Regions from separate parts of the Homo sapiens genome. Here region 1 is linked to region 2. The links are chromatin loops, found by intact Hi-C in ENCODE. Cell type or tissue: heart right ventricle. All regions are shown on one strand. Each heading gives the region's core, and the rest is flanking DNA. Links, peaks and the distances in the headings are about the cores only.

Evidence for each region. A loop is a pair of places that touch in the nucleus more often than their neighbours do. Peaks named below come from ENCODE experiments on the same cell type or tissue, not always from the same donor. Only the 100,000 strongest peaks of a DNase experiment are listed, where the experiment ranks them.
Region 1: a loop joins it to region 2, with 4 times the contacts of the local background. A loop is called at or near these places in 1 of 110 quality-filtered maps.

What each region holds. Positions count from the first base shown.
Region 1 is chr5:117,866,816-117,879,494 of GRCh38, reverse strand. The region is part of intron 1 of LINC02147 (long intergenic non-protein coding RNA 2147); the gene reads right to left. Among named protein-coding and RNA genes, the nearest start is that of LINC02147, 140 kb to the right of the region's middle. In heart right ventricle, for the core only: no CTCF peak of the experiment used is centred there; no DNase peak of the experiment used is centred there.
Region 2 is chr5:118,785,668-118,798,346 of GRCh38, reverse strand. No RefSeq gene overlaps it. Among named protein-coding and RNA genes, the nearest start is that of MIR1244-2, 180 kb to the left of the region's middle. In heart right ventricle, for the core only: CTCF peaks have their summits at 5,898 and 6,116 (motif pointing right); no DNase peak of the experiment used is centred there; H3K4me3 peaks cover 478 bases; H3K27ac peaks cover 602 bases.

The sequences.
Region 1 (12,679 bases), core at 2,575-7,574, 920 kb after region 2:
ACTCCACCTCATAGCAACCAAACAGCCACTTTCTACATTCTACTTTCTCTCAGGTCATGAGGAAAACAAAATTAACAATTTTGATTTTTAATGAAAGGGAAGAAGTCATCATCAGATGTTTAAGAAGCTTTGAAATGACAGACTAGTCTGACTGGACTGCTAGACACAGAAGAATAGGTGGGGGATGGAGAAACAGGATTTCAGGCTTTGTTCCCTGCCTCCTTACACTGGAAAGTAAACAACATGAAGACAGAAATTCTTATCCATTTTTATTTATTATCAATTCCTGGACACTCAGTAAAGCTGATGTATAGTTGGCACTTAAATATTAGTTGAGCAAAATAAATGACATAAATTAAAGAGTACTGCCACTGGGTCAACATGATAAGTAATATGCAAATTCTCATCTCACCTCGAACTCAAATTTTATGTAGACTCAATTAAAAAAAGTTGAGTCACAAAAGTGGCATTTGTGGAAGATTAAAAACTATATATTCTTTCTATCAAATACAATGTACCCTAAGTAAAACTATCTTACATCTTCAGGGATTTGTATTTTTCATGTACTTTAAATTTCCTCAGAGAATATTATAAGACACATGCACTAAAAATATTCAACACTGCATTTCTTAGGACCATTTTCACTAATAATTCAGAATTCTCAATAGAATGTCTTAGATGAGAAATATCTCTGGGAAATTATAAATGCAAAGTTTGGCTTCCTTTAAGGAACCAGTGGCTTTGCTCTTACATGAATGTGATGATTATTTACTTAATCATATAACTCTTTTTGCTTTGGCTTCTAGGGAGCTTAAAGGCAAATTTGAAACCCCTTACAGTAAAATTATTGGTATATTTATTTTTTTCAAAGTTAATACATTAGTAAGTGCTATCTTTTAGGGCACACAGCTTTTGTCAGGCACAGGGCAAAGCAACTTAACAAAATCACCTCATTGTTTTTTATCCTGAATGAAAAGCTTTATGTTGAATACAAGGTAAGATTATTATCAGGATAGATGAGAAAGGGAAGTTGCCCATGTTCATACAGCTAGTACACAGTAAAGCTATAATTCGAACTATGATCTCTAATTGTCCAATTCTGTGTTCAGGAATGTACTCTCCTTTCCTAAACTGTCTTCTTTCCCTGCTTGTCTTAATTTTACTTATATTATGCATTCTTTAGTTCTGTTTAAGTTTTCTTTAATCACGCTTATATTGTGTGTTTGTTCAAGCTGTGTTCAATCCTCTGTAAAATGAAGTAGAGAATAAACATATACCACATATTAATATAGCAATATGAAACATAAAACAACCATGAACTAAATGCCTAATGAGCAGCTAAGAACTTCATGTACTATTTCCATCATAAAACTTCTTCTCCATTACGCATTGAATGTGTCTCCTTGCCTGCCTTCTGCTAAAAAAGACATGTTGAAGTCCTAACTCCTAGTACATCAGAATGAGAACCTATTTGGACATAGGGTCATTGCAGATGCAATTAGTTAAAATTAGGTCATACTGGAGTAGGGCTGCTAACCCAATATGACTGGTGTCACAAGACGAGACACAGAAAGACACACAGAGAGAAGATGTGAAGAGACAAAGAAGAATGCTGTGTGTTGACAGCAACAGAGATTGGAGTGATGCCTCTACAAGCCAAGGGCTGACAAGAATTGCAGCAAGACTAGAAACTAAGAGAAAGGCATAGAACAGATTCTCCCCTAAAACTAGTCCTTCAGAGAGAGCATTACCTTGATTTTGGACTTCTAGCCTCCAGTACCTTGTAAGAATAAATTTCAGTTGTTTTTAGCCACCCAGGTTTTGGTACTTTATCATAGCAGTCCTAGAAACTAATACAGTCTCCAAAAATGCTGCTGGAAGGCAGATCAAATTCCTAGCTAACAAGAAGAAGCTCAGCTAAAGTCACTTTGGTACTAGTGAGAAAAACTGAAGGCAGTGCTTCTATATAATTGTAAGCATTTCTGACAGATGCTTACTGATATTGAATAAGACCAAAAAAAAGGAAACATTTGGAGTTAGGAGTGGATAACTATCTCATTAAGCCATGACTGTTGAGAGAAGTTGAGTGGCTCTGGTACTGGTTATTATGCAGATCGTGCACAAATAACATAGCACAGTTTTCATGAATATCATTTTGGCTCATTACAGAATTCAACTCTTTGCAGTTTACTGAGTTTTAAAGAAAATTTTTGAAATTGCCCAATTAAGTAACAATTGAATGGAGTGTTAAAATTAATCATCTCAATTTATCGCCTTAAAAACTTATCAATGGACCTTTATTTTCCCAACACAGCCTGTGAATCACACTGTCTTTTTCAGTCTTTATCTCCATTCAACATGTTTCAGGGCAGAGTGTTCAACCTCACAAAAATACCTTGTTAAATTTGTTTTAAAAACATTTATGGATGCTTCAAATGAATTGGAAAAATAACTGAAAATCTGCAACTATTAGTGAATCGTCTTACTTGATTCTGACTTTACAACACAGGAGTATTCCCTAAATGCAGGAGGCAAAAGCAAACACTGGATCAAGGCCCTGATCTTCAAGCAGCCAGAAGGCAATGGTAGCAAAGAATAATGAACATCTTTCTAACCAAATGAACCTTGTATTACTTATCCTCAGCTTCAGAATATTCCAATCAGTGCTTCACTGCAACAGAAATGACTCTGTATTATTTTCAAATAAGATATTAATGATTGCATGGTAATGATTATTCAATGAGAAAATGTGTTCTAAGGAGGATATAAATAAAGGTTATGGTGAGGAAGCCACAGCACCTTTACAGCAACAGGCTTTGATTCCTCAGAACAAGACATATGATAGATGTGTTGTCTTATTGTTTTAAGAAGGTTGAAGTTTGCAGTACAAGTTTGATCATCTTTCAGAGTGTCTTGTTAAATCCTACTGTTGGTGCTTGTCCATTATTGAACAGTCTCCAGCCTTTGCGGAAGGAAAAGGAAAACAAACACACACAACAAAACAGTATTCTAAGGTGCTTTCCACATAGCTTACGTAAAGATAGAATCACGACATTTTATGCTATATCAATAACTTTTCCTACTTCAATAAAAATTTTATCTCAGATTTTTTTTGTATTAGCTAAAATTTATCAAAATTATCAAGTTCATGCTAGTTATCTTCACAGTCTATGAAGAAAATTATTGTGAGGGGTTTGTTAGTTTGTGAACAAGGAGAAGCTTCACATTTCTCTGTATTTACACTTAGCTTATCAGAAGTTGATGCCATTGTTGGCCTCCTATCCCTTAGGTGGTTGCCAGCTACTTCCTTCATCTAATAATTCTAGATTATATTATGGTTTTTTGTATATGCATCATTGGTAGCTCCAATTAACTACAAATTTTCTAAAAAATATTTCTGTATTTTTCTATGCCAATGATTATTTTTGATATACTATACTGATAGCAATTTGTTTTAAAAAGAATTCAACCATCTGATCTTTGACAAACCTGACAAAAACAACCAATGGGGAAAGGATTCCCTATTTAATAAATGGCATTGGGAAAACTGGCTAGCCATATGCAGAAAGCTGAAACTGGACCCCTTCCTTACACATTATACAAAAATTAACTCAAGTTGGATTAAATACTTAAACATAAGACCTAAAGCCATAAAAACCCTAAAAGAAAACCTAGGCAATACCATCCAGGACAAAGGCATGGGCAAAGACTTCATTACTAAAATACCAAAAGCAATGGCAACAGAAGCCAAAATTGACAAATGGGATCTAAGAAAACTAAAGAGCACAGCAAAGGAAGCTATCATCAGAGTAAACAGGCAACCTACAAAATGGGAGAAATTTTTTTCAATCTCTCCATCTGACAAAGGGCTAATATCCAGAATCTACAAAGTACTTAAACACATTTACAAGAAAAAAACAAACAACCTTATCAAAAAGTGGGTGAAGGGTATGAACAGACACTTCTCAAAAGAATACATTTATGAGGCCAACAAACATGAAGAAAATCTCATCATCACTGGTCATTAGAGAAATGCAAATCAAAACCACAATGAGGTACCATACCACACCAGTTAGAATGGCAATCATTAAAAAGTCAAGAAACAACAGATGCTGGAGAGGATGTGCTTTTACACAGGAATGCTTTTACACTGTTGGTGGGAATGTAAACTAGTTTAACCATTGCGGAAGACAGTGTGGTGATTCCTCAAGGATCTAGAACTAGAAATACCATTTGACCCAGCAATCCCATTACTGGGTATATACCCAAAGGATTATAAATCATTCTACTATAAAGACACATGCACACGTATGTTTATTGCGGCACTATTCACAATAGCAAAGACTTGGAACCCACCCAAATCCCCATCAATGATAGACTGGATAAAGAAAATATGGCACGTATACACCATGGAATACTATGCAGCTGTGAAAAAGGATGAGTTCATGTCCTTTGTAGGGACATGGATGAAGCTGGAAACCATCATGCTCAGCAAACTAACACCAGAACAGAAAACCAAACACCGTATGTTCTCACTCATAAGTGGGAGTTGAACAATGAGAACACATAGACACAGGGAGGGGAACATCACACACTGGGGCCTGTTGGGGATTGGGGGGCTAGGGGAGGGATAGCATTAGGAGAAATACCTAATGTAGCTGACGGGTTGCTGGGTGCAGCAAAGCACTGTGACACATGTATACCTATGTAACAAACCTGCCCGTTCTGCACATGTACCCCAGAATTTAAAGTAGAATTTTTTAAAAAAGAAACAAATCTGATTTCAATTTTCATTTTAATATTTAAAAAAAGATATGAATTGATATCCAAAGTTGATGGTTCATATAACTTTATTTTGTAAAAACCCACTAAAATATATTTTGTAAATACAATTTGAATGAATTCTTTTCATTAAAAATTTATCTTTTAGTGTTAATAAAAGCTTCTAACATTTTATATTCTATACCACTTGTAGGAAATAAGTAATGATACTATATAAACAGTATCAGCATCATTTTAAAAGGTACCAATTTTATAACTATAACAATGTAAGTTAACACAAAGATTAACAGAATTTAGAAAGATATGTAAAAATAATAGAAATTTAGTTTATATATTGAACACAAATGAGAACTGTTTTTTCTTTTCACAAATCTAATTAAGTATAATTGGATCTGTGAAACGAAAGTTTTAGATGCTGAAAATATAGCTTCTGTAAGTACAAAGCTAACCTAATTGTGAAAGCTAGATATAAATTAATGAGTTTTTCCAAGTTCTAGAGAGCAACTTTTATATCTTAACAACTGAAGAGTTAGATGAACTAATATACGAACTTTGTTCTTAATAATTACTTATGTAAATCTCTTCTCAGCCAGTTATTCAGTTCCTAGAATTACACCTACTGGTAATTGTCTTGTTTCATTGAATTAAACAGAACTCTTTCTCAAAGGAGTTTGGAAATTTGCTCTGAGATTCTATATGGAGATTGAGGAAGTATAATTATTCATCTCTCTGTACATATTTCAATCCAGAACACAATGGCTTCAGCCTCGTGCCCAGCACTGTGCAGATATTGGAACTATCAGAAGTAAAGATGACAAGGTACTTTGACCTGAACATGGTGATTGAAGAAAGAAATTTTGCTCCCTTAAAAAGAAATCATTGAAGAAATCTCCTAGCATGTAAACTTTTATGAACAAAACAAATCAAATAATGGTGGCTTAGTGAAACACAGACAATCCTTTTTACTTTTTAGATTTGCTCCAGTGACACAGTGGTTTTCAGACTGCTGGGACTGGAAAACAAAACCTTTTTTAAAAGTTCTTGTTATTTTGGGGCTATTTTTACATAAACACATTTTCAATGTAATTGAATGGGTCAAGGGGAAGGAGGAGAATTGCAAGAGGAAAATAATTTATTTTATAAGTCTGCTAAGCCCCATGAGTTATGCATACTTTGTATATTCTTCTCAAAAAGTCATCTGAGATAACAGGTATTACCCCATTTTACTTATCAGAAACCTGTAGCATTAGAGGTTAAATAACTTTACCAAAGTGATTCAACTGATTTATGAAGAAACAAAGACTTGAGACTACATATGCCTGTTCCAAAGCCCATCTGAGGTAGAAGACCATCAACACTTTTTCTAAGCACCGAAAATAACCCTGCTGATCAAAATAGAATGTAGCAGAGAAGACTCTTTATATCAGCAGGTGGTGATGAAACTGATCTCTACTTGCCCTCACTGCTCATTAGCATAAAGATACTCCCACCGACACCATGACGTTCTACAAATGCCACAGCAATGACCTAGGAGTCACCTTATATGCTTCTAGGAACTCCCTCGCCCCTTTTCTAGAAAATTCTGAGTGACCTGCCCCTTAATTAGCATATAATTTAGAGTAGGTATAAATATAGTCAGGCAGCAATTCACAGTGGGGGAGGCTGCTGCAGCTGCTGGTCCTCCTCTGAACTGCTGCTGTTGCTGTAAGCTCCTGCTGCTTCTCAGAACTGCCATTGCTGCTTTGCTGAGCTGCTCTGCCCATGTGGTAGTCCTGCTTTGCCTATGGAGAGTCATTTTGGTTTATATGGCTACTCTAGGCTCCTCTGCCTATGGGTTAGCCTTGTTCTGTCTATGGAGCAGCCATTTTGCTATATACTATTGCTCTGATAAACTTGCTTTCATTGTCTGCCTACTTTTGAATTCTTTCCTTAGTGAAGCCTAGAACTCTCCTGGGCTAAGCCCCATTTTGGGGGCAACCCTGCACCACATCCTCTTGTCACTACACTATGTTCTCATCTACGTAGTTGAAAAATGGAAACAATCAATAAGCTCACCAGTTTTGTTGTTAAAGGATACCAAGTAGTTTAACTTTTTTTCTACTGAAGTGATACACATACTGTATATAGTTTTTTGAAAGGCAATATTTACACAATATCAAAGTTAATGTGGAAAAAATGTAGGCCACACAAATGAGAACAGATTATTTATTCAGAGCCTATTATAACATGGGGATAGCACCATTATTTGCATTTGTTGGAGACTACAAGGCAGGCAGGGGAATGGGAAAGTATGATAGTGAAAAAATTAGAAGGCTTCAGGTACACTACAATTGGAGGTTACTGAAATGGGCATGCTGGAAGCAAGCTCACTAAGGTGGAGAATCTTATGTGATAGGTTCTAGGAGCATATTTGGCTTTCTCTGGTTTGTTCTGAGTTGGAAGCTGGTAGTCATTGACCAAGCCCTGACCATTCTGCAGAAATGGTAGTTTGGCTTCCTTGGCTGGTTGCTGCAGAAACCATGGGTCAGAGACCTATTGTTATGAATGCTCCGGCCATTGTTCATTTGTATAAGCAATTTCTCAGAATTAATGACTTAAAAATATTATTTCTTAGAATTCAAAAACAGGTATTTAATGCTATGATTATACTCTGCAATCTAACAGCATGCACAATGGGATACATTTCTTGCTGTATTTTGTCACTCAATTTATTGTCCCAGGCTTATGTCAGACTTTCTAACCTTTCCCTTCTTTGCAAATTTCCAGCTCTGAGTGTTCTACCAGCATCACTTATTTGCTAACCCCTCTTCCCATTTTTTTTTTCTGAGAAAAAGAGATGCAATTAGAAAACATATGAAATTTCCTGATACTTTCTCTAACCACTTGCCTGCAAATGTTGCTATGCAATTCTCTTATTCTGGATGAATTGTTCCTGCTCACATTTTAGGCCAACGCTGCTACTCCCCTCTCACCTACTCAAGGACTTCTCGCCACCACTCCCCCTATTTCTCCCATCCAATTTTCCGTCTCTGCTGTATCAGTCTCAGCAGCATACTTAGGTATCTGACCTCAAAACAGTCCTCTTTAGACATTGCATTCCTCTTCAGTAGCCCCACTTCTAAGCTCCTTACTAGAGCAAAATTACTTAAAAAATGTTTTTCTTCCTGTTTCTAAAACCTTACCATCCACATTTTCATCAACCTACTCTATTTGATTTTTACTAATGAACCTTCACTTTTGAGATTACATGGTGAAAGGGACACTATGTTTTTGACGTATAGACTGATGGGAAGTTAGTTCTTTCAGAATGGGAGCAGGAAAAAATAGAGAGCCAGATGCATTAAAAAATCAGACTCATTTCAAAGGTTTTCTCTTTTCATTAATTAGTTAATTCTGATTTTTATTCAAATATATACTTAGAGTCTAAAAACATACATCAGGGAGACTATTTAAACAGGATGTACCTTTCTGATACCTTGGAAGAGTATGGAGTTTAATTTTTTAAATGTACTGTCTCTGAAATATGAGGAACATTTCTGACAAGTTTTCAAGGTGGAAAGCACTAAAGTGTGAGAAAGCACTCTAAAGTGTAGAGAAGGTAACTGTTATATTCCCTGGGGCTTAACATCTTATTATGATTCATTTTCCATATAAATGGGCTTTTAAAAAGATTAAGATCCAGAAGATAATTGTTATTCATTCAAATATCATAATAATTTCATCTGTTGAATTCCCTAATAATAATGTCCTCCAAATATTTACTGCCTTTTAAAATATATATATATATATATATATTTAAAATAACTCGAGTGTTCTTCAATTAAAAGTGGATTATTGGGATAGCTGACCAATACAATGTTATATACAAAAATCAAAAATGTTACTTCTACTTTGTCCTGGCTCTGAGTTCAGTACTTTGATACTCCACCTGAATGGACAACATTAGGAGTTGAGGAAAATGTGGTCAAGAACACGTTTTTAAAAAATTAGTAGACTTTATTATTTATAGCAACTTTAGTTTACAGAAAAATTGATTGGCAAGTACGGAGAGTTCTCACATACTTCCTCTCCGAATCCACGTACAGCTTTTCTTACCGTTACATCTTGTATTGGGTATGGTACACTGGTCACAATTGATGAACTGATAGTGATACCTCATGATAAACTCAAGTCCATAGTTTACATTAGGGTTCACTCTTTGTGTTGTGCAGTTCTATCAATTTTAGCAAATTTTAATGACATGTATCCATCATTACTGTATCAGACAGAATAGTTTTACTGCCCTAAATGTTTCTTGTTCTTCACCTATTTGTCCCTCCTTCACTTCTACTGAACCTCTGGAAGACACTGATGCTTTTACCATTACCACAGTTTTGTCTTTTCCAGAACATAATATGATTAGAACCATACAGTATGTACGTTCTCAGATTGCCTTCTTTCTTTAGCATTATGCTTTTTAAGATTCACCCATATCTTTAGGTAGCCTGATAGTTTATTTCCTGAAATCATTGTATAATATTCCATTGTATGAAAATACCACAGTTTGTTTACTCATTCATCTATTGAAGGACATCTTGGTTGTCTCCAAGTTTTGGCAATTACTAATAAACCTGCCACAAACATTCATGTTTAGGTTTTTGTATAAACATAAGTTTTCTATTCGTTTGAGTAAACACCAAAGAGCATGACTGCTGGAATATACGATATGAATATATTTAGTTTCTAAGAAACTGCCAACATGTCTTCCAAAGTAGCTGCACCATTTTTCATCCTTATCAGCAATGAATCAGAGTTCCTGCTGCTGCACCTTCTTGCCAGCATTTAATGTTGTCACTGTTTTGAACTCCAGCCATTCTACTAAGTGTGCAGTGGTGTCTCATTGTTGTTTAAATGTGAAATTCCCTGATGATATATGGTGGTGTACTTCATCTCACATGCTTATTCGCCATCTGTGTATCTTCCTTGGCAAAGCACATACTTTTAGTGAATGCTTACTGTGTATCAGGCACTGCATTATATGTCAGAATCATTTATCAATCTTTCACATAGGAAAATATATACTTAATTTACTATGTAGTTTTTTAAGTCAATTTACTTTCTGAGACAGTGATAGGTAAGCCAATGGCAAAAGCTATGTTTTCCATGAGGAAATTTACCACAAATCCACAGTTATATGAGTAAAATTCTATAAAATCGCATGGATTTTTTTTCTTCCTAAAACAGCTTTCTCCACTAAAAAAAAAAAAAAAAAAAAGTGCATATGCTAGACATTTGTAAGAAATGTGTCATACTCAATACATGTCTATCATATGACACAACAATTTCACTCTTGGAATATACCCAATAAGAATGTATGTATGTATGTATACATAGATAGATATGTGGTGTACATGTATATGTACACAAAAAGGCATGTAAAATACTCATAACGGCATTAACAATTGCAAAACAACGGAAACAACCAAAGTCTAGTACCAACAGACTAAGTAATTTGTGATGTACTCATTCATATGTTGAAATGCAAAAAGAGAAAAAAGCAACAGCAAATTGAACAAACAGATCATTACTACAAGCAACAACTCGGTTAACTCTCACAATCATAATGTTAAAAAACAGAAGCCAGGCAAAAAGAGCACAAGCTAGTACTTCAATGTATATGAACTTCAAAAAGAGACAAAGTGATGCACAGTGCTGGAAGTCAGGACAGTAGCTCCCTCTGGAACTGGAATACCTTTGGGGTGTGAGACATGTGAGCAGCATGGGACATGGGAGGGACTCGTGAGATTCCATCTCTTATCTCAGGAGCTCTTTATATGGTTATGTTCACTTTATTAAAAATCTTTGAGTTGTATAATTGTGATTTGTGGCATCTTGTAAATACTGTATTTCAATGAAATGTTAACTCCAAAAAAACAGAGATACTATATTAAAATTTTGAACTCTCTTTAGTTCTTTTATCACTTGATAATAAAAATTTATACATTAAATAAAAATATATACCTGGAGGTTATAATTAATACTGAAAAAGAGTAAAATCTTGAGTCTAGCTATTTTTGTATATTCCTATAATTGAAGAAAGTTTGAAATAGAATAAGAAAACATATAAACATGAATATATTCTGCACAGTTTATGTGTATGTATATTTTTCATATCTTAGTTTTCCTTATTGTGCTTCTATTTAATCATACTTTTGAATCCTAATATATCTATGCACACACACACAAACATGCAAATTTGGTTATCACTTTGCAACAAAGTCCCATGAATATTAAGTTGGTGTTATTATGCAATTTTCAGCCTAGGGAGGATATTACAGGTAGGGATCCCTTCAGGATATAGTTGTGTTTTTTCCTTTCTCCCAGATGTGTTCCGAAAATTTAATGACTGGCCATGTTGAAACTAATTGAAGGCTATGAAGTGTGACTGGATTAGAGAGTTTGCAAACAAAGTACATAAAATGTGGTTGCAGAATTCCATAGTGCTGGTCTCATTCATAGAGGACTCAGCCAAAACAGCCTCATATTTTACTATCACTGAAATGTTTCTATATATATATATATAGATAGATATGAAATATATATATGAAATGTATATACATATTTAATTTTCTGCTCCACTGTTTCTTATAGATAATAATGATGTGATGATGATGGTGCTGGTGGTGGTGCTGATGATATCTAAATCTTACTAAACGTGCTGAAATATATATATATATATTTCCATATGTTTTATATATATGTTTCCATATATATATATATATATATATAGAGAGAGAGAGAGAGAGAGAGAGAGAGAGAGAGAGAGAGTGTTGTACGTATTTACAGGATACAACCGATATTTTGATACAAGGGTACAATGTGTAATGATTTGTAATAAATCAAATTGGGGTATCCACTGCCTCAAACATTTGTCATTTGTGCTGGAAACATTCCAAATCTTCTCATTATTTTGAAATATACAATAAATTATTCTTAACTATAATCACTCTGTTATGCTATCAAACACTAATACTTATTCATTCTAACTGTATTTTTGCACATTAATCAACTCCTTTTTATTCCTCCTTCTCACTACCCTGCCCAATCTGCTAAACATCATTCTATTCTCTACTTCCATGAGATCAATTTTTTTTAGCTCCCACATATGAGTGAGAACATGCGATATTTGCCTTTTTGTGTCTGGCTTATTTCACTTAACATAATGTCCTACAGTCTCATTCATATTGCTGTAAATGACAAGATTTCATTCTTTTTTATGGCTGAATGCTATTCCATTTGGTATATATACCACATTTTAAAGATCCATTCATCTGTTCATAGACACTTAGGTTGATTCCATATCTTGGCTATTGTGAATAGCGCGCCATAAACATGGGAGTGCAGATGTTTCTTCAATATGCTGATTTCATTTCTTTTGGATATATACTGAACAGTGGGGTTGTTGGATCCTATGACAGTTCTAATTTTAGGTTTTTGAGGAAATGCCATACTGTTTTCCGTAATGACTCTACTAATTTACATTCCCACCAATAGTGTGCCATCACTAAAATCTGAAGCTAGTCTCCTCTTATGAGTATTTTAAAGAACAATTGTTTAAAGCAATCTAAAGACTCCATTTAACTTACCAATTAATAGGTACCTTCAGGCTGTGTGTGGTGGCTCATGCCTGTAATCCCAGCACTTTGGGAGGCTGAGGCAGATGGATCACGAGGTCAGGAGTTCACCAGCCTGGCCAACATGGTGAAACCCTGTCTCTATTAAAAAATACAAAAAATTAGCCAGGCATGTTGGTAGGTTCCTGTAATCCCAGCCACTTGGGAGGTTGAGGCAGGAGCATCATTTGAACCCAGGAGGCAGAGGTTGCAGTGAGCCGAGATTGTCGTGCCACCACATTCCC
Region 2 (12,679 bases), core at 3,858-8,857:
CCCTTTCACTGTATCCTTACATGGTGGGAAGGATAAATGAGCTCCCTTGGGTTCATTTTTTAAGGGCATTAATCCCATTTGTGAAGACTGCCATCATGACCTAATTGCCCTCCAGAAGGCCCTACCTCCTAATACCATTGTCTTGGGGATTAGCATTTCATCATATGAATTTTGAGGGGATACAAACATGCAGACAATAGCATTCTCTCTGGGAAATACCTAAGTCAGGGTCAGGTCTTGGTAGGTGAGTTAGAATAAAACCCTTACCCAGTGGTCCTGACTACAGGATTTGGTCAGGAGCTTCTGTGCTCTCACACTCTGCACTCTACTCCTTGGCTTCAAAGTGAGGGATTGTTGTAGTTAGGTCAGTTTGGTGATTCCAGTCCTTTTCCTCTGGAATCTTTTTGTACCATATTATTTCTACAGCAAATTATTATTATTATTATTATTATTATTGTTTGAGACAGGATCTCACTCTGTCAGCCATGCTGGAGTGTAGTGGTGCAAACATGGCTCATTGCAGCCTTGAACTCCTGGGCTCCAGTTATCCTCCAGCCTCAGCCTCCCAAGTAGCTGAGACTACAGATGCACACCACCACACTTGGCTAATTTTTTTTTTTTTTTTTTTTTTTTGTAACAACAGGGTCTTGCCATCTTGTTCAGACTGGTCTTGAACACCTGAGCTCAAGCAGTCTTCCTGCCTCAGCCTCCCAAAGTTTTGGGATTACAGATGTGAGCCACCTCGCCCAGCCAACAAACTCTCTTTCTTCATATTTGTTGAGAGATACTTGTGTCTTATTCATAGCTGAACTTGCATAGCATATTAAACCTTTCCTTATTTTTTTTCTGAGTATAGCACCTTATTTGCCTCTCATCAGTCCAGGACTTGGGTTAAGTAATTGTTTAACTTTATTTTTATTTATTTATTTATTTATTTGAGACAGAGTCTTACTCTGTCACTGAGGCTGGAGTGCAGTGGCACGATCTCGGCTCACTGCAAGCTCCGCCCCCCGGGTTCATGCCATTCTCCTGCCTCAGCCTCTTGAGTAGCTGGGACAACAGGTGCCCCCCACCACGCCCGGCTAATTTTTTTGTATTTTTAGTAGAGACGGAGTTTTACCGTGTTAGCCAGGATGGTCTCGATTTCCTGACCTCGTGATCTGCCCGCCTCGGCCTCCAAAGTGCTGAGATTATAGGCGTGAGCCACCGCCCCCGGCCTAACTTTATTAACTCTAGCCCGTCCAGGGATACAATCTAAGACACCAAATAATTTCAGTTACTAGAAGGGCACCAATATGGGATGCAGATAGTAAAGGTTGTTAGGCTTAAATGGAGGTAAGTATTCCTACAATCATTTAATCTCATTCTTTTTTAAATAACTGAGCCTGAAATGTGAACTTTAATCTTCCAATGTCCTCAAGATTTTGATACAACTAGAGCTCTTTCCTTCTGTACCGAAGACCCTAGGTTGTTAGCTTTCTACTTGGTTTATGATATTTTCTATTTTTGTCTTATAACTGTTACTTCTTAAAACAATCAGTATACCTAATTTGAAGAGATTCCTGGGCTTCCCTGTTGTTTTATATTTTTAAGATAAGGAAAACTTGAGTGATTTACATGTAATTCCAGTGCATATGTTTAATACACTGACTTTGGAGCATTTAGTTTGGCTTGCTGGATATCTGCCTCCATCCCCTTATTTTCTAGTTACTTTCTGGGTCCTGAGTATGAAAAATAGGTGGAGGGAGTTTGGCCCTTGCATTTTGCAAAAGGCAAATGTGTACTTTTTAGTTTTAAGGACCTCAAGAAAAGCTGTCTAATCTTGGAGACTATGTTTCATGAATGAACAAGTGGTTTCTTTCAGCTATTCTGTTAAGAACAATTTTTCAAATGATCGAATAAATTTGCTGAGTGAATGCATGTGCATTTTGCTGTTGTCAGAAAGATGTGAAATACAGCAGCAGTGGGTGGGCCTGGCTCTCAGTTGAACTGTCATGTAGATGAGGTTTGCCTTCAGGGCCCTCACACATTCCCTTCTGTTACCAATCTCCTGTTTCCTGGGCTTCATCCTCCACCTGTCCTGGCTCCCAGATACCTAGGATTCTCAGGCCACTCAGCAGTCTGGGCTCCTTTTTGCTCTGCTCTGCCTGCAAAGGTCTTCTCGCCCTAGGCAGTGCATAATGCCCTCGTTTGGCCCTCCCAGCCAGTCATCTAAGCTAAACAAAGCAGATTCCTAATCTACTTGGATCCCAGCTAGCTGCCACTACTGGAAATGAGTGCCACTACTGGAACTTAGCCTCATTAAGGTGTTAATACATTGAAATGGTTTAATAAACTATTTTTCCTGAGATTACAGGCATTATGGTAAGAAAGACTTAAGGTCCATTTACATTTAAGTCAAGGGAATTATCATACTAAGTTGGAATTTCAGGCAAGTCCATGGTCCAATAGGCCTAGCAAGGGGGCAGCTTTCTGTATTTCCCCTGAGGCAGACTAATCCCCTTCTTCATGGGCTTTCTCCCTGTCTTGCTCTGTTAGTACGGTGTTTGGGATATGGATATCTCCCTTATCACCAGGATGGCTGGGTATTGGTTTCCAGCTGTGTTCCTTCTGGGTTCATATCTAGGGGTTGGGCCTGTTTATGACCATTGCCACCATCTCCTGGACTGATTTCCCTGGATACAGCCCTGCACCAGATTTGGCTGTCTTACCATCTCTGCCCCACTTGACCATTCTGAAGCCACATTCTCTGTACTTCTTTGTGATAGAACCCTATTGCCTTCCATTTGGACTTGCACCAGAGATAGCATATGTGGAATATGGACTTACTTTGTGACTATTAACTCCTCCCTGGGGCTGCTGATTCTTCTCCCACATTTCCTACATTTGCTATCTACCCCCTTTTCTCTAGCTCTGGCTCTGTGTCTCCCAGCAGCCTGCACTGCTCACCTGCCCTGTAGATATTGTGGAGAACCATAGAGTTATAATACATACAGTGTATGGGGAGGACATTTTGTAGTAAAGAAAAATTCATGATTTGAACCTTGGTTGCCTCCCAGAGATACTCATTCCACTTTATCACGGATGCATACCCTTTACCCTACTTCACCCAGAGTCTTCATTTTTCCAAGATAAAATATCCATTCCTTCTTCGATCGGATTACCAGATTCTTCATTAAACCAGTTATTCTCTTACAGGAAATCCACTTTGCTAATGTCTCCCTGAAAATTTGGTGTCCAAAGAGGAACAAAATATAGGCAGCACGAGAGTTCACATAAGTGTTTTACCAACTGGCCTGCATTGCTCCATCTTGTCCTCAAAGACATGATGGGAAACGTAAAAAAAAATGCCTTACTGAAATCCAGATTGACCTTGTCAAAAAGGAGCTATTTCACATAAAACATGCGTACAAACACACACGTAAAAATCGGACAACATTTATACATTACAACTTAAATATGCAAAATAAAAAGGTAGTATCCTTTATTTCTTATAAGTGCTCTCATTTTGTCCTCAATCCCATATTCCATTCAGTAGCAAGAAAAAAATCAATCGAAAACTTGTCAGTTCTTGGTATCTTGATAACTTGGCCTCTTTGGTTTTTAAATAGACTCTGTTGGGTTAGCTCAAGTGTCTTTCAGATAAGTATTCATTTAAATTCAAGGTTCAAACTTCTTACAAGAAAAGGATATTTCTTTTTTTTTTCCCAAGGATTTGCCCCTCCACTTTCTGCTCCCTAAGGCGCTATATGGGTATCAGCGAGGGCAGACTCAAGGATGCCAGTGTATGGTAATGAGTTATTGTCTGGGTGTTTGTGCTGTCTTTGGAGTCTTCTCTGGTCACTGTGGAGATGTTTCTTATCTGTCTGGATCATCGAGCTGCTGGTGTCTGCTGTAGAAAAACTGTGGCTGATAACACTGTGTATCAGGGACAAGGGTAAAACAACTACCTGTTATAGATCATGACCTCTTCTCTCACCCTAGTGAAGTCCAGGTAAAAAGTGAAGGACACAGAAAAAGATGGCAATGAGATGATGACTGTGTGGGGCTGAGATGAGCAGTGCATTTTCAGCCCGCTAACTTGGTACAATGGGCTGAATATTTGTGTCCTCCTAAAATTACACATTGAAATTGTAACCTGCAGTGTATTAGGAGATGGGGACTTTGGGAGGTAATTAGGTCATGAGAGTACAGCACTCATGAGCAAGATTAGTGTCATTATAAAAAGAACTTCAGGTAACTCTCTTGCCCTGTTTCTTCTATGTAAGGATACAATGAGAAGTCAGCAGTCTGCAACCTGGAAGAGGCCCTTCACCATGCTGGCACCCTGATCTCAGATTTCTAGCTTCCAGAACTGCAAGAAATAAATTTCTGTTGTTTATAACCCACCCAATCTATGCAGCTTGAACTAAGACTCTTGGCAGAGGATAGCTACTGTGGCTTTATTCTGGCTGCAAGAAGAGCTGTTGCTAAAGCCAGCTCCTAAGCCCGTGGTCCGTTTCAGTTGGGAGTTTACAGGTCAGGAGTCAGTTGTCCACAGGAACACTTCTGCAATTCTCCCAGTGTGGAAATCCATGTTTCAGGTTCTTTGTTCCAGAAATGCAGACAACTCAATACAGGTGCTCATTTTTAGACTTTATATTGTGAGAGAAAACCACCTGCTCTAAAGAAGGGGGGCATGGAGCAGAGTGGACAGAGTACAGGCTTTGGAGACAGTGCTAGGTTTTCTTTTCCCTGTTCCCTTTGACCTTGAACATTTCTGAGTTTCATTATCAGTAAAACAGAGGTAACAAATGCCAATCTGATTTAAGAAAACAGTGTCTGTCAATAAATTGAAGCTATAATTATAAATCATAACAATATCTTCTAAGCCCAAATACTGTTTTTCAAACACTCCAAAGAGATGGCAGCTTGCTTCCTTTATCATTGGTTGGCTTAATTAAGTATGACATTTACCCCCAGTACAACCATTTTTCGTTGAGACAAATGCCTTGTCTCCTCAGAGGATCTCCCTCTTCCTGACAGAGCCCAGAGGATCCCCATGAACATCCTTCCGCTCCCTCCCCTGGGGATCCGGGACCATACTAGCCCTGTCTCATTGCCCTCATTACTCAGCCCAGGGAGGACTGGTAGGAACTCCCTTTGTGGCTTGTTGACATCAACTCTGAGGATGTGCAAGATGGATTAAGAAAAGGCCTCTGATAGCTTTTTCTTTTCAGGAAGCTGAATGTTTTTCAAATCAGAAGCAAAAGGATTTAGCACAGGGAGGCTAGGACTGCATTTCTGTCAAGGTGGAGAAAGCTAAACTCCCTTTCCCCTGAGGCCCTTCTGTATTTCCCACTGGGCTGTACCTCCCTGTCATGCTTTAAGCCTTCCCTTCCTGGTCTTCCTCCTCAAAGCCTCTCAGCTGAGTCCTGCTCTTCTGTCGATCCAATGTGTGAGACTGAACCTGAAGACAGGGAGGATAGAGAGGTCCTGTTCTGGGAGGAATAAGGTCGGTTGTATACTTGCGTTGTGTAGGAGGGCTTTGCCCAGCAGTTTTTGGGTGCTTCCTCTGCTTATTTATTTAATCAAATTTCTGCAGCAAGAGTTACAAAACAGAAGAGCAACAAGCTTTCCTACCATTCTTTGGCCCCCAAAATACTCCCAGGGCGGGCATGGCATCCTGGCTAAAGAAACATGGTCCAAATTCTGAGTGGTGTTGGGCTTCCTTTCCTCCTTGTCTGGGGAAAGTGGCTCCAAATAGTGACTTACTTCTTGTCTTCTCCAGTGACTTGCCCTTTGCCTGGCTGTCTCTGGGGATGTGAGGAGAGCTGGGAGGGAGTGAAATCTCAGTTGCATAGTTGTATTTCTCTTGCTGACAGAGAGTTCTCAAGCTTTTGGAGCCAAGAATTAGGAGTGGAAATGTTCGTGGTTTTTCCAGTGAGGCTAAACCATTGTCTTGAAGTATATGAAATCTTAAAAGTGCAGCTTGGTCTGGGCGGTCTGTAATCTGTAACGACCTCTAGAGAACCCTGCAGATCTCTTTTGTAGGAGTCCATGATTGTACAATACACATCATTTGCTGGATTGGGGAAAGTGAGGCCTTGTGACAGGAGGCCTGCCATAGAATCAGATGACCAGAAGGTGGCACTAGTAGTATTTATAAGGAGCCACTGCAGAAGATTTGGTCAATGATACAGCACTTGCTTCTTTCCAACTCTCTAAAGTGAAACAACTGTGTTTTGTTAACACCATGTTACACAGAGCTTTTTTTGTGGATTTCTGCTTTCACCCAAACCGTCACAGCCTACTTTCTTGCCGTGTTAGGAGTGTTACTTACAATGAATTCAAAGGCCGGAAGGTTTTGTTTGTTGAAGTTTGCTCCATGTATTTAATATGCTTTCTATTCTTTGAAGCTTTGACAAAAACAGTCTTGAATTCTCTGGGAAAAAAGAGACCCCGTTTGTTTGGCAACTGTTCTCCCTGCTCCCTTCACCCACTTTGGGACTGTTCCAGAGGTCTAGATGCAAGGTTGATGTTGTCTGCCCTGCCAAGCTTTTAGCTTGTCAAGGCTTTTAATATTCTTTGTATGAGTTTAATGTAAAAAGGCACCAAGTTATTCCTGCCTTTACATGACTAATAGACTGCCTCATAAATAAGTAACTCTGTCTATATAGTTTTTAACAGTAAAATAACCTACTTAAAAGGAACTTGAAAGCCATTAAGAAACTTGAGAGAAACTCAGCAAGAAGCCTCCCTTTCTGTGTCGGTTTGTTTAGCAGAGGAAGATTTTTCCAGTGGAAGCAGTTGGCAACAGTCCTATTAATGGTAACATAGAAACCTACATCTTATCCATTTGTTGGTAGCTCTCTAGAACAAGGGGCTACCAGTCATGGCATGAGGAACGACAGCAGAGGTGGCAAACTTTTCTGTAAAGACCCAAATAATAAATATTTTAGGCTCTGCAGGCCATAAGGTCTCAGTTGCGGCTACCCAACTCTGCCACTTTAGCTCAAAAGTAGCCATGGGTGATATATAGATGAATGGGTATAGCTTTGTTCTAATAAAACTTTCTTCACAAAAATAGGCAGCAGGCTGGATTTGACTTATGGGCCATAGTTTGCAGAACCCTGAACTAGAAAAAGGGAGAATTAATTTTTTTCCTTCTCCATTATGGACATTTCCTTTTTCATCCTCTTGTTTTGCTAGGATAGTAGCTGAGGGTTGTCCACGTGTGTTTGGCCTCGTCCTGGCTGATTTCCCACTATTACAGGAACACAAGGAGCAGAGAAGCTTCTGTTTCTGCTATGGCCACTGCAAGTAGGGAAAATCACTGACAAAAGTAGGGGATGGGGGATGGGTGTGTTATCTCCTTCTTAGTTCTTAAAGGTAAGGGTTTGTATTGGATCAAGTGGATTCAGCATAATCTTCTGGTGGCATTGTATTTGGCTAACGCTGGTCCTCTAAATTAGGAGTCAGCACAGGACATGGGCCAAATCTGACCCTCTACCTATTTTGATAAGTAAAGTTTTATTGAAACACAGTCATGCACATTTCCTTACATATGGCCCATTGCCATTTTACAGTGATGAAGCTGAATGGTTGTGACAGAGGCCTTATGACTTACAGAGCTTAAGAGATTTATTATCTGTCCCTTTATAGAAAAAATTTGCTGACCCATGCTCTAGAGTAGTGCTTTTCAGACACTGTGATAGGCTACTTTCCCTCTTTCATTTCCTTTAAAAAATCCATCATGACGATGTGTAGTTCTGTTGTCCATGACTGATAGCAACTTGTGTCACATCCAACTGACCACATCAGGCCTGAAGCCTCCCCGGGTCCATTCCTATCGAAGGAGATGAGTCTTCACTGTGTATGTGCTTTGGATGTGACCACAAGGTCAAATGACTATAAATGTTTTAATTCCTTACACCCAAATTCTGTACTCATCTAGTAATGGACTAGGAACACTTTGCAGATCAGCAGCATGGTTCTAGGGCACTGCTACTCAAAGCGTGGTCCTTGATCCATCAGTATTACTTAAGTGTCTTGTTGAAATGCAATTTCTGATTCATTTCAAAAATCTCATGTGGGGCTTGTCATTCAGAATTTCTAGTAGATTTCCAGATGAGGTTGATGCCACTGGTCCTTGGACCATACTTTGCCTTTGCTCTAGAGGTATTTATAAAGGGGTCAAATTTAATATCAGATGCTGCCTATACTCACAGAATGGTGCTGGCTACATTATTCCCATTTTACTGATTAGGACTATCTTATATAGAAAAGTGAAGCAATTTGCAATGGGCAACCAAGAATGAAACACAGATGCCATTAACTAAGAGATGCCTAAGAAATATAGGCACTCTTACATTAACTTATACATAATATTTTAATCTGGTAGTCAGTTTTCCTAGTGCTGAAACCAGCTGTGCTTGCAACTTAGCTGGAACAAAATCAGTAGTGATATTGATTATAGCCTGTTAAACAAGTACGGAACATAAAAAGAAATGCAGATTGCTCTTAACCCCGAACCCCTCCTCAACCCCTACCTTCTTCATTTCCTTCCTCCTCTCATGTTATTGTGGGTTGTTTGGAGAGTTTTCAGATCTTCACTTGGACATGCAAATCATTGGGAATGAATATGTCAAGTAGGAAATGAAATCCTTTTTTATGTGTTTATAATGGTAACACATGAAAAATATACTTAAATAAAGAAATCAGACAAATGCTTTTCTGTGTCATTTGGGGGCACTGTTGTAGCCACATATCCAGGATTGGGATTTGCATGTGGAGATTTATGTCACTAGAGCTGAATTCTGCCCATTTCCTGTCCTCCCTTAGCTGCTGTTTATCAACTGCTGCTTATCACTTTAAAAGATCTGGGCCATTGAGAAGAACAGAAAAAGAGGCTAATAAGGGAACTTAACTTTCTGGGTTGCTTACCATGAAGTTTATTTAGGAGACAAATCTCTTTATAAAAGATTCACCCTGTGTAGGGCATTAAAAATGCTGATGATGTTTGCTCATCTATTCTACAACAACATTGCTTTGCTTTTATATCTATACCATTGTTCCATAATTTTCCTGTTCAGAAATCAGTTTCCATTGGAATTAATTTGTAATGTATCAAAGGGAGGTTGTAGCCATGTTCTCTAGGATAAAGTGCCAACCTAGGGCAAAGCCTTTTGTATCAGCTTCTTTGAAAGGACCCACATCCTTCTCCTTATGGTACGTTGGCCCTCCCATGTTTTTTTTTTTTTAATTGCCCTCCAGAGATAATATCAAAACCATGACAACTTTTCATTGGTAGTTTGACCAATGTTCAAGTATTGTCACAATGGCATTTGAAATGAGGAATTCTGTTTTGACAAAGCACAGCTGAGTTGTTTGTGATGCTTTGTGTGTTGAATAAATTACCTAAGGTGATAGGGATCAAAATCTAAGTGTCTTTGTCATTTGAATTCCCAGAAAATTTGAATTCTGAATTGGAAAATTCAGAAAACTATGAAGATGAAATAGATTTCCATAGGCTAAGTTCTTAAACTAACCAACAAGAAGACACCCACAACTCAACCCTTCCAAACTTTTTTCTTCCCAGCAAGGAAGGTGAAAGCCCATCCTTCTGTCTTCTCTTTTCTTCAGCTGTGGGACCATCCACCCAGGCTTCCTACATACAATTCAGCCCCTCCCTGTCCCTCCTTCCACTCCTCCAGTTCAGGTGCATTTTCTCATCTCTATCTTGATTTCTGACATAGCTCCTGAGTGGTCCAGCTGCCAAAAGTCTTACTCTTCCCATATCCTCTTACCATCTGTCTGAAATTCAAATCTGACTGTGTCATTCCCTTTCTGAGACTTACCATCACCATAGGGATGCCATTCCATAACATCTGCAATCCCGACCAGATGTTCCATTATCAGGCTTCCATATTTGTCATTGCTATCTCCCATTATGCCCGGCATTGCACTTTGTACTTGAGTAATATAGAACTATGTGTAGTTTTCAGAAATATCATGCTGTTCCATACCTGGTGCCTTTGGTTACAATTTTTTCCTCTACCTATAAAACTCTACCCCAGTGATTTTCAACCAGGGACAATTTTGTCCCTTGAAGAGACAGTTGGCAACATCTGCAGACATTTTTGTTTGTCATAACTTGGGGAGGGGTGCTACTGGCACATAGTGCATAGAGTCCAAGAATGTCACCCTTCCATAACAAAGAATTATCTGGCCCAAATGTCAATATTGCCAAGGTTGATTAACCTTCCTCTACCTCTTCATTTCCAGTAGGATAATTTCTACTTTCCGATTATGATTTAGGTAAGACTTTCTCTTCTTTAGCAAATTGTTCATGATCCTTCCTTTTGTAGGATTGGGGAAGTAGCCCTTTGCTGTTCTATGAAAGTGTTCTCTGTGTATACCTATACCATATTTTCATAGGCCATATGTTATTATAATTTTTTATTTTTAATAAAGAAAATACAAGTGTTAACAAATAAGCTGTCAGATTGTACCAGAATAATGGCTAAATCCCACATTTTTAGTTCAAAGCAAAGCCAACAGGTGGTTCAGCTACCACTCCTCAGGCTTAAGATGGAAACAAATACAGAAACCAGCTCTACAACCAACCACCCTCCTTCCACACTGTCAACACAAGAAGAAAGTCTATCCCCTCACTCACATTTTGGAGAGAAGATGCTTTCTTTCCCCAAGGATAAGAGGAGGTCCTGAAAGAATTTCCATTAAAAAAAAAAAAGGGTTGGGAGGGCAACCTTCCAAAAGGGTAACTATCATTTTTATTTCTTTTTGGGATGTCTGCTTTGCCAGGGAATTGGGGAAAATCAGATGTGGGTAGTGAGCTTTTTACCAGTGGGCCATGTTGGAGTAACCAGCCATCCATACCAACTGCCCTGAGTGTATATACAATGAGTGAAAACAGCAATTAATACTACCAAACTAAGGCAAGACTGCAACAAATCAGTCAAGACCGGCCCAGTCAGGAGGGTAGTTTTTGTTCCTTTCTTGCTCCCTCAGCCACACCCTGACAGGGTAGCAAGCAACAGTGGGTAGAGGAAGAGGAGAGGAGAGGTGTGGAAGTCAAACCCTCCACTTCAGAGGAGTAAAATCAAAGCTCTTGCGTATGCTTGGGGCTGGGGTGGGAGTAGAGAGAAGAGATTTGAATCAGATGTGTTACTGAAGTTTTTTAAATAAATAGGACTAAATCATGGAAACAGAAAGGGTACTGTTTGTATAAGTCAGAGTGTCTTAAAACTTATGGAACTGGGTCAAGATTATATGAAGGAAGGCATTACTTATATAAGACATCTAGGAATAGCTACTGCCAAAAAAAGTCACCTTTATATCCCAGTGAGTTGACAGGGTTCAATAAGCCATTCACAAATATCTATGATAAAAAATTTCAAACAGCACAAGAAGAAATCATAATTATACTGTATAATAATGCCATAATCTATATGTCAACACAACACTGGGGGTCTTAGAGTCCTTCCTTCTTCTTATGGGGAAATCGTCACATGGGATGGGTGAGTCATGAAGTTCGGAGCGTCTTGGGTCCCTCCTACATTAGGGAGTCTCCATTACTGCAGAAGGCCTCTTGCAGGCCTGGAGTGTGAGTAGACAGGAAGGTCAGCAACAATGCCTTTCTACACCGGAGCTCAGAAGGAAAGCTCCATTAGCCTTCACCAGACCCACATGACTTACTTTAATGTCAGTATATAAGATCTTTTTTGAAGGTTTGAGTATTCTAAGAAAGGTTTTATAGAGGTCAAAGTTCTAGTTAACTGGGAACTTCCTAAGGGAAGGCATTTCAAATTAGTGATGTGGATGCTGCCTGTACCCCTGACTGGGCTCATACCCTGCCACACAGACACACACACACAGACACGCACACACACACACACACACACACACACACACATTATGCAATCCCATTTTTTGGTGTCTTGGTCTAGAAGACAACTCTATTCCCTTCCATGGGAGATTTCTCTCTCTGGGTTTCTTTTGGCTTCTCCTATGTTGCAAAATGTCTGAGGCTGCATCCTTCTGAGCATTACCCTTCTCTGCCCTTCATGAAGGCTCTGGACAGAAAGGGGCTGTGTCCTTCCACCTCTGCAGGACTTGCTACCTACCTAATTTTCTGGGCCTGGTGTAAAATGATAATGTTAAACCTCTTGTTAAAAAAATTATTAACAATTTTGAGATAGTGGCAGCAGAGCCCTAAACAGGAGCCCTTCTCAGCATGGCATCCTGTGTGACTGCACTGGTCTCATGCCCAGGAAGCTGGCCCTGCCCTTCTGTGGGAGCTGAAGCCCAGCAGCTGCCTTTACTGGGTCATCTCTAAAGAGGGTACACTTTTCAAAATCATTAGTTAATTTTCCTCAGAGACACTGTAGTCAGTACATTTCCAGGAAAGAACATTACCCCCTGGCATGACTCTGACTTTGTCCTTCAGGAACAATACGCAGCCTGTGATGGTGCTGAGATGCCTTTGAGTGTTTACCATCTGCCTAGACCTGACAGCATCCCAAATGGGAAAAACACACACATTGGCTTCTAATTCTCTTGCCCAAGGAATGGTGCTGGTGCCACTTGATTTATTTTGATTCATCTTTCTCTGACAGAAGAAGGAGAGGAGAGAGTTTCTAATTCCTTCTTTTTGTGTGTGTGATAAAATATACAT